Linked DNA regions of Homo sapiens: region 1 is linked to region 2. The links are chromatin contacts, found by POLR2A ChIA-PET in ENCODE. All regions are on one chromosome and are shown on one strand. Each heading gives the region's core, a stretch centred on a gene start or an enhancer-like site at or near the end of the contact. The rest is flanking DNA. Distances are from core to core; before and after follow the strand shown. Region 1 holds the start of ACTR10 (actin related protein 10). Region 2 overlaps POLE2 (DNA polymerase epsilon 2, accessory subunit).

What was found. ChIA-PET counts read pairs that join two places held with the same protein, here RNA polymerase II (POLR2A).
Region 1: POLR2A ChIA-PET joins it to region 2 with 11 read pairs in GM12878. The contact joins the promoter of ACTR10 here to the enhancer-like site in region 2. POLR2A ChIA-PET finds 5 or more read pairs at or near these places in 2 of 52 experiments (GM12878 and activated CD8-positive, alpha-beta memory T cell).

What each region holds. Positions count from the first base shown.
Region 1 is chr14:58,196,742-58,201,693 of GRCh38, forward strand. It overlaps ACTR10 (actin related protein 10), which reads left to right and starts at 3,408. Exons shown (of 13, transcript NM_018477.3): 1 at 3,408-3,553. The coding sequence starts at 3,477. RefSeq lists enhancers at 2,851-2,980, 3,601-3,790 and a silencer at 3,051-3,440.
Region 2 is chr14:49,640,694-49,645,367 of GRCh38, forward strand. POLE2 (DNA polymerase epsilon 2, accessory subunit) reads right to left here. Exons shown (of 19, transcript NM_002692.4): 19 at 2,862-2,977. The coding sequence ends at 2,959. Among named protein-coding and RNA genes, the nearest start is that of DNAAF2, 7.8 kb to the left of the region's middle. RefSeq lists a silencer at 1-212. Within about 2 kb of position 1,283, at least 8 of the 41 ENCODE cell types and tissues checked have a DNase peak (open chromatin) inside an H3K27ac peak, as active enhancers do.

The sequences.
Region 1 (4,952 bases), core at 2,158-4,657, 8.6 Mb after region 2:
CTAGCAAATAGAACTCAACAAATATTATCTCTAGCTGTATCTATGGGAGTGGAAGAGATTGGCAAAGGAGAGGGTGTACAATAAGAAAAGAGGTTCAAGAGCAGAACCATGGAGAACAACAACATTTAGGTTGTGTACTGGGTTGAATAGTGTCCTCCCCAAAATTCGTGTGAACAGAAATCTTAGAATGTGACTATATTTGGAATTAGATCCTTTGCAAATGTAATCAAGTTAAGATGAAGTCATACTGGGTTAAGATGGACCCTGAGCCAGTAACTGATATCCTCAGAAGAAGAGGGAGGCCGGGCACAGAGGCTCATGCCTGTAATCCCAGCACTTTGGGAGGCCGAGGCGGGCGGGTCACTTGAAGTCAGGAGTCGAGACCAGCCTGGCCAACATGGCAAAATCCCATCTCTACTAAAAATACAAAAAATTAGCCAGGCATGGTGGCAGGTGCCTGTAATCCCAGCTACTTGGGAGGCTGAGGCAGGAGAATTGCTTGAACCTAGGTGGCAGAGGTTGCAGTGAGCTGAGATCGCGCCACTGCACTCCAGCCTGGGCGACAAGAGTGAAACTCCGTCTCAAAAAAAATAAAAATAAAAATAAACAAGAAGAGGGAAATTTGTTCAGCCGAATACAGAAAAAATAAAAAAGAAAACAATTAAGAAAAAAGGAGGGAAATCTGGACACAGAGACACACACAGAAGGAAAGTGATGTGAAGACACAGGGAGGAGTACATAATGTGAAAAATGCAGACACAGCGAAGAAGGCCAAGTGATGACAGAGGCAGAGATTGGAGTTATGTATCTACAAGCAAAGGCACATCAAAGATTGCCAGCAACCACCAGAAGCTAGGAAAAGGCAAGAAAGAAGGCCAGGCACGGTGGCTCATGCCTGTTATCTCAGCACTTTGGGAGGCTTAGGAAGGCGGATCACCGGAGCTCAGTAGTTTAAGACCAGCCTGGGCAACACGGTGAAACCCATCTCTACAAAAGATGTTAAAATTAGCCACGCAAGGTGGCACATGCCTGCAGTCCCAGCTACTTGGGAAGGTGAGGCAGGAGAATTGCTTGAGCCCAGTCTGGGGTTCAGTGAGCCAAGGTTGCACCACTGCACTCCAGCCTGGATGACAGAACGAGACTCTGTTAAAAAAAAAAAAAAAAAAAAAAAAAGCTGGGCGCGGTGTAATCCCAGCACTTCGAGAGGCCAAGGCAGGCAGATCACCTGAGGTTAGGAGTTCGAGACCAGCCTGGCCAACATGGTGAAACCCTATCTTTACTAAAAATCCAAAACAAACAAAAAAAAATAGTTGGGCGTGGTGGCAGGTGCCTGTAATCCCGGCTGCTCCAGAGGCTGAGGCAGAAGAATCACTTGAACCTGGTGGGGCGGAGGCTGCAGTGAGCTGAGATCGAACCTGGGTGACAGAGCGAGACTCCATCTCAAAAAAAGAAAAAAAAAAAAAGACAAGAAAGGATCCTCCTCAAGAGCCTTCAAAGAGGGCATGACCTTGCTCTTGCTGACACCTTGATTTCTGACTTCTCACCTCCAGAAGTGTGAAAGAATAAATTTTTTGTTTCCTTGAACCACCGTTTGTGGTACTTTGTTACGGCAGTCCCTAGCTAACAAATACAGCTGGTGAGCTGTCATGGAAAACATAGAATAGGTAATAACAAACTTCATCATTTCAATAGTTTCAGAAACATAATTTCAAATTGATCCTTACAAATACCTTGTGAAGCAGCAGAACAGTTTACAGATAAGGAAGTGGACGATCAGAGGTATTAGGGACTTGACAGAAAGTGGCAGAAACAGAATCTGAACTCAAGTAAGGGGTCCTATTCAAATAATCTGACTCTATTAAGCAAAAAATTTAATCTCTTCCCACGTTTCTTAAAGTTTTCTTCCCCGTCACAACTCCAACTTCATTCTCCTGTCTCCAGGAATTTGCTTTCAAGGAGGATCATTGATCAGTAATTTGGACTTAAACATGAATTTTACTAATATCACATTCCAAATTTCTGCATTGTTACAGCCTTAGTTTTTGTTATGGAAATAGCTTATCCCCAACTACCCCGCTAACTCTAGTTACCAACCATTAGAGTAGGGCCTTTTTTTTTTTTTTTTTTTTTTTTGAGAGACAGGCTCTCACTCTTGTTGTTGCCCAGGCTGGAGTGCAGCGGCACAATCCCGACTCACTGCCGCTTTAGACTTCTTGGGCTCAAGGGATCCTCCCGCTTCGGCCTCCCAAAGTGCTGGGATTACAGGTGTGATCCTGCGCTCGGACAGTTGGGACATCTTAATACAGTATAACCTCATCTTAACTTGATTACATCTGCCAAGACTCTATTTCCAAATAGGGTCACATTCTGAGGTTCCCAGTGGACAAGAATTTTGGGGGGGGGGGCATCATTCAACCCAGTACACCAGCTAAATGTTGCTAGTCCTCACCGATTTACCCTTGAACCTCTTTTCTTATTGCACAGCCTCTCCTTTGACAGTCTTTTCCACTCCTATGCATAGATACAGTTAGAGCTAATATTTGCAGGAAAAAAATATTTTCACAGAAAGCTGTGAAGTGACAAAGATGTAAACAGTAATGTAAATGTTAAAAGTAGTGGCAAAAACAGCAATTACTTTTGCACCAACCTAATAGGGGCCTTTGCTTCAATGTTTCTTCTATTAAACCATCCCGACCGCTCCTCTATGGACAGATTCAAGATTCACAGACGCTACTCTAGCTGCTTAATTCTGGAGTAAAATAAAAACTTTCAGAAAGACTACTAACTAAAGTATTGTCTGTACGTATTATTCTCTAAAGCATCATTAGCATAGGCTTTGCAATTAGGAAGTCTGTGGGTTTGTTCCTGGCTCTGCCGTGGGACATTGGGAAAGTTAATCTCTCTGAGCGTCGGTCCCCACAGATAAGAAAACACATATTCTTGTTATTTCTTGAGAAGATTAAATATTAGGCAAAACGCCTAGCACAGAATAGGGTCTCAGCATCTTCTGCCCCCCAAGAGCATGAATCAAAGGTTCGGAATTGCGTCGTCTCTCGGCTGCCCCTTGGCAGCCAGGTCCTCAGTGACCTCTTCACAGTGAGCTGAGACCGAACCTCTTCACAGCCGCGCGTGGGTGCGGCTTTGGGGCGTGGTGGGAGGGAAGGATAGGGAGGCCGGCTCCGCCCCCTCAGGGCGACCGGCGCGCCTGATCGCCGCGGCCTCCGCGCCCCCGCACTCGGATTCGCGCCCGCCAGCGCCTCTTTTCCCCTAGTCCTGGCGACGGCAGCACCTGCAAGGGTGGGTCCAACGCGGAATGAGGCACAGCCTGGGACAGCCCGGGCCCGGCGCGCCGCGGCCGCGCGAGGCCCCCGCCGTCGCCGACGCCCGAGCGCCGGAGCCCCGGCCCCGCCCCGCGAGCGCCGAGACTTGTTGGCCGCGGAGACTGCGACCCTCTTCTCTCAGTCTGCCTTACTACCATGCCGCTCTACGAGGGCCTGGGGAGCGGCGGGGAGAAGACGGCGGTCGTGATCGACCTGGGAGAGGCCTTTACCAAGTGAGTGGCCGTGACGCCAGCTGTGTTCGACCCGAGGGGAGGGCGGGTGGCAGAGCCCCAGGCACTGCCTGGGTCCTCATCGCCGACTCGCTGGGCAGCTCCGGGCCTCCCCTTTTCTTCAACCAGCGCCCTTGCAAATAACAGCTCTTATTATTTCCTCCCTGGGCGATGCGAATCCGAGGATCGGGGTCTGACTCCCAGAGAGGCCCAGAAAGCTTCTGTTGAATTGCCCTCGTCGCCGCCCCTTGTCATCACCCCAAACCCAACAAACCCTTTGGGATCATCTGTGTAGGGGATGACAACCGTGACCTAGACCCCGCTTACCCTGGGCTCCTCAGTTGAGGAAGGCAGCCAACCGAATGTAAATGCTCGATGACGAATTTCATCATAAAATATTGAACGGAGTTTATTTTGGTGCTGAAAATGGAAAGATGTTTAAGACAGGGCTATCGCTGCTCAAGAATTAGGGAGACTGGGCACATTAAGAGGTGAAACCCTATAGATAAGATTCTGGAAATCCTTTGTTGGCTCCCCTAAACTCGAAGGTTAGATTTGACATGTTTTAAACAAACCAACTTGTAAACAATAGAGAGGAGGTTCTCAACCTTTCGGATGGCATAGATCTCTTTAATGGCTGGATGAAAACCACAAATGCACAAATCTTAAGGTACTTATACACAGTTTCAGGGAATTGGCAGACAATCAATGTGGTCCTGGGACCCTAGATTAAGAGTCCTTGTGATGGGCTCAACAGAGAGGGAAGTAACAGGCAATTACATCATATATGTATTTATGAAAATGAAACATTTGAAAAATCTTTTTATATCTCTAGGCACTTCCTGACGTGTAGTAGGTATTTAATAACTATTTATTGACTAAGTGGTTAAAAGAGCCTATTTAAAAATTGGACCCCAGGAACTCCAGAATTGGATTAAACATAGTCCTTGGTTAATGACATTCTCTTATTGTTCTATGCGAGGCCCTTCCTTATTTATATTTTCTTATTAAAATTATTTTGAAAGCGTAATAAACAGTTCGAGGCTTCTAGTCAAAGATAATTATTTTGGCTGTACTTGGAAGAAATAAGCAAAAAGCTATATTTGAAAAAGACAGCAGGAGGATGATAAGATAAATGTATGAAGTAAAAAAAAGGAATTGAAGTCTAATGGCTTGCATTCTGAGATGTTTGAGGAGCACTGATGCAAGTAAACATGGAGACGGGAATAGGAGGAGATGGAGAGAATTATTTGGGAATACGAGGAGAGCAGTATCAAAAACTAGACAGGACAAGAAGACAGGATGTTAAGACTAAACTAGTATGATGATCATTTTTAGCAACGTTTTTAGCAAATTTTTGTTTTACTAACATGAAACAAAAATGGAAATACCTAAATACTCA
Region 2 (4,674 bases), core at 33-2,532:
TATTGAGCCATTATCAGTTATTAACCCCTTTGTGCAAACTCTCTTATCCTATCCTTGCGCAAATACTGCATTTGCTCTCTTCAGATGCCATTTGTTCTATTTATTGGGAAGTAGAGGTCCAGAGTAGATGGCTGAGACCTACTGACTTAAGTGAGATACTGTGATAGCACATGCCAGATCCTAATACATAACAAACAGCTTCATGAGACAAAACTTAATGCACTGGAATTTTCTATTCTGCCATGACTCATTAATATTTCAACCCACTGATCAGTTTGACCTTCAGTCTGAAACACTGCTCAAGATAAATGATCTTGTATATCTTCAGTAGCATGTTCAGTAAGGAAGTAGACGAAGGCAGGACAATACCATGCTGGTGAGGCGCCTGGACTCCAGTCAGATAACCCAGCATCAACTCTGCTGTGACCCTTACCAGCTGTGTGACTTTGGGCAACTTATTTAACCTACCTATGCCTGTTTTCTTCATGTATAACTAAAGGTGATAGTGAACCTAATGAGGATTAAATTGCGCAATGAATAAGCACTTACCACAGTGCCTAGCATAGTAAACATTTAATACATGTATTAAAGAATTGGAGCAATGGTCTTGCAACCTTTTCCACAACCCCCCCAGCCCTTTAATTCAGAAAACCTGCCTAAAAATGAAGCCCAAAGTGTAAGCACAATAAAAACAATAAAAGTGGAGCCCTTGAATAGAGTGGGTAGGAGCCTTGGCTCCAGAGAAAACGCATATATGTGCATAGGATCAGAATGAAATGTCCCATTTTAAGTTTACCTTCCCTGCTATGAGCTACCACCACCATTACAAGAGGACACTAAATTTCACAGATGGTGGTGAATGACTGGGGCTCACCTGATTTTGCTTAATAAGGATCTCTTATGGACTACAAAATCAAATTCCTATGCCTGTAAGGCAGGGAAAACAGTTCATGAGCACAATCCAATCTGTAAGCATGTCTTCTTGGTTGCAAACTGCAGTTTAAATTAGTGCTTGCGAAGTCAGGATATTGTACCGAAAAATCCAGATTTCTCTAAAATGGCCCCATAGGCCTGGTTTCCTGCATGGCTGCCCCTGGCTGAAGAATGCTTCATTCGGTCTGTCCAGTCTCTGGCATTCTGTGGTTTCCCTACAGAAACCACGTGTTTGCTTTTTTTATAGTAGAGAAATCTTACCACTATCTCTGTGTGTTAACAATCTGGCTCCTGCTTTGAGGTGCACCTTCACTTAATGGTGCCTCGTAAACAGATTGCAGCAGTGAGATCAGCCGGGCTTCAGCTGATTAAACACCCAGTTGGGAACACCCAGCTGGGAACACACTGTCTCTGTTCTTTACTAAAGCAAAGTCCACTCTTTCACACCGGCTCCTCTGCTGTCCTATCTTACAGACCTTGGCTTTCTTTTCCATCTCTGGACGATGTTGATCCTCACCTGGTTCTAGTTCCTGCCTTACCTTATTCTAATATTGATGGCCTGCTTCTGGCAATTTACACTGCCTTGTTTCACTTCACTTCATCTTGTTTAACCCCTAAATGCACCCTACTTTCACTGTGTTCTTGAAAAGATCTCAAAATACCTCTGCTTTAATTATAGAAGCAATTATGTATCCACTGAATGAGAGGACACCTTGATTTCAATTTCCATTTATAAACTTCTGCCCATCATCATTCATATTTAGCTCTGTGAGTCTCATAACTGCACCAGCAGCCTTGCATGTCTATTTTACTGCCACTTTCTAGGCCCAAACTGTTTAAATTTATGTCTTGATTTCATCTTTAAACTTTGATTTTACCAGGTTATTCTTGAAATTAAAGTTAAACCTTGCTCTTCTAACATTAGGCCCCTTCTAACATTCTTCCAATTTTCCATCCCCAAACCACATATCAGATTGTCATGTTCTCTTTGCTGCTAAATTAACTTATCACTGCATTCATATTAAATTTCCTTGAGGAATTTCCCTTTCACTGTGTCATTTTTATATTTTTTTATTAGTACCTTTTCTCTCAAAAGCTAATTCTCTTTGAAAGCAATGTCTTCCAGTCCAGGCTCTTCGTAATTTTTTTTTTTTTTTTGAAAGAGTCTCACTGTGTCGCCCAGGCTGGAGTGCAGTGGCCTGATCTCAGCTCACTGCAACCTCTGCCTCCCAGGCTCAAGCGATTCTTTCATCTCAGCCTCCCAAGTAGCTGGGACTACACCCGACTAATTATTGTATTTTGGGGGGTTTTTTGTCTTTTTTTTTGAGATGGAGTCTCTCTGTCGCCCAGGCTGGAGTGCAGTGGCGCGATCTCGGCTCACTGCAACTTCTGCCTCCCAGGTTCAAGCGATTCTCCCTGCACTCTAGCCTGGGTGACAGAGCTAGACTCTGTCTCCAAAAAAAAAAAAAAAAAAAGTATATACATATCCACATATTTTTATTTCTTTCTCTTTTTTTGACAGAGTCTCGCTCTGTCACCCAGGCTGGAGTACAATGGCACAATCTTGGCTCACCGCAACCTCCGCCTCCCAGGTTCAAGTGATTCTCCCTGCCTCAGCCTCCCGAGAAGCTGGGATTACAGGCGCCCGCCACCATGCCCAGCTAATTTTTGTATTTTTTTTTTTAGCAGAGATAGGGTTTTGCTACCTTGGCTAGGCTGGTCTCGAACTCCTGACCTCAGGTGATCCACCCGCCTTGGCCTCCCAAAGCACTAGGATTACAGGCGTGAGCCACTGCGCCTGGCCCCCATATATTTTTCTTAAAAGACTATGCAGAAAATATTTTTCCTAGAAAACTTTCTCAAGTATACCATCATATTTATCACTTAGTATCAAAATTTCACAAAATACAAATTTAAGCAGAACATCCTAAAGTTTACCATAATTTTATTGTAATATCAGAATCACATAAGATATAGAGTTAAGCAGAAAACTGATGAATTTTCTTCAGATGATCTTTAAGAATCTCAAAAGCCTTGAAGTTTGCTGAAAATAGAAAAAAAAATTAAATATTTGGAAACCTAAGTTGTATACTTACTAATAGTTGTAGTTAATTTTTTTAAATAGGTATAGTTAATTGATTTTTAAAAACAGGTCAATACATACATACTGTTTCAAATTCAAAAGGAGACTCTAAAAAATAAGTCATTCTCATGCCCCCTTTTCTGCTCCCAAAAAGCAAATGTATGTCTTTTTTTTTTTTTTTTTTTTTCGAGAGGGAGTCTCACTCTGTTGCCCAGGCTGGAGTGCAATGGCGTAATCTCGGTTCACCGCAACCTCTGCCTCCTGGGTTCGAGTGATTCTCCTGCCTCAGCCTCCTGAGTAGCTGAGATTATAGGCACTTGCCACCATGCCTGGCTAATTTTTGTATTTTTAGTAGAGACGAGGTTTCACCATGTTGGACAGACTGGTCTTGAACTCCTGACCTCAGGTGATCCACCCGCCTCAGCCTCCCAAAAAGTGCTAGGATTAGAGGCATGAGCCACCGCGCCCGGCCAACAACTATATGTCCTTTATAAAGGTAGACTAATTTTTAAAAAAAGTAGCCGGGCGCGGTGGCTCACGCCTATAATCCCAGCACTTTGGGAGGCAGAGGCGGGTGGATCACCTGAGGTCAGGAGTTCGAGACCAGCCTGACCAACTTGGAGAAACCCCATCTGTACTAAAAATAAAAAATTAGCCAGGTATGGTGACGCATGCCTGTAATCCCAGCTACTCGGGAGGTTGAGGCAGGAGAATCTCTTGAACCCAGAAGGCGGAGGTTGCAGTGAGCTGAGATTGCGCCATTGCACTCCAGCCTGGGCAACAAGAGCAAAACTCCGTCTCCAAAAAAAAAAAAAGTATTCTAATCATATATAAGCACATGTATATGTGGGCTTATGCTTTAAAAACATACAGAAGTGATAGGATATTATGCATACTTTCTACACCTTTTTTCCATTAGTAGTAAATACATTATATTTACTTCTTTGAGGCTTAGAAATTTAAGTAAATCAGAAAGTTCTGAATAAGTACAAATATTTAGATATATATACATTTTTAAAATTTCTTGGTATAAAAACTGCAGTAAAAAGGCTGGGCGCAGTGGCTCATGCCTGTAATCCCAGCCACTTTGGGAGGCCAAGACCGGTGGATCACCTGAGGTCAGGAGTTTGAGACCAGCCTGGCCAACATGGTGAAACTCCATCTCTACTAAAAATACAAAAAATCAGCCAGGCGTGGTGGCATGTGCCTGTGATCCCAGCTACTTGGGAGGCTGAGGCAGGAGAATCGCTTGAACCCAAGAGATGGAGGTTGCAGTGAGCCGAGACTGTGCCGCTGCACTCTAGCCTGGGCAACAGAGCAAAACTCCGTCTCACAAAAAAAAAAAAAAACACTGCAGTAAAAAGCCAGCTGTACCTATACATGATGTACCTACTTGTATGCATAGGCTTAAGTATACCTATAGAATAAATTCCTAAAAGTGGAATTGTTGGTGTAGGCATTAATAAATCTTGTCAAATTGCCCTCCATAAAGGTTTCTGCCATTTTTCATTCTGACCAACTACATGTGAGAATGTGTATTTCCTCCAAAACATCACCAATATTGTGTTTTTAAATAAAACTACTTGAAAGTCATGTTTAAACAGGGTTAATTTTATCAACTTTGACTACATTTCTGTGACTAATTCCACAATATGATT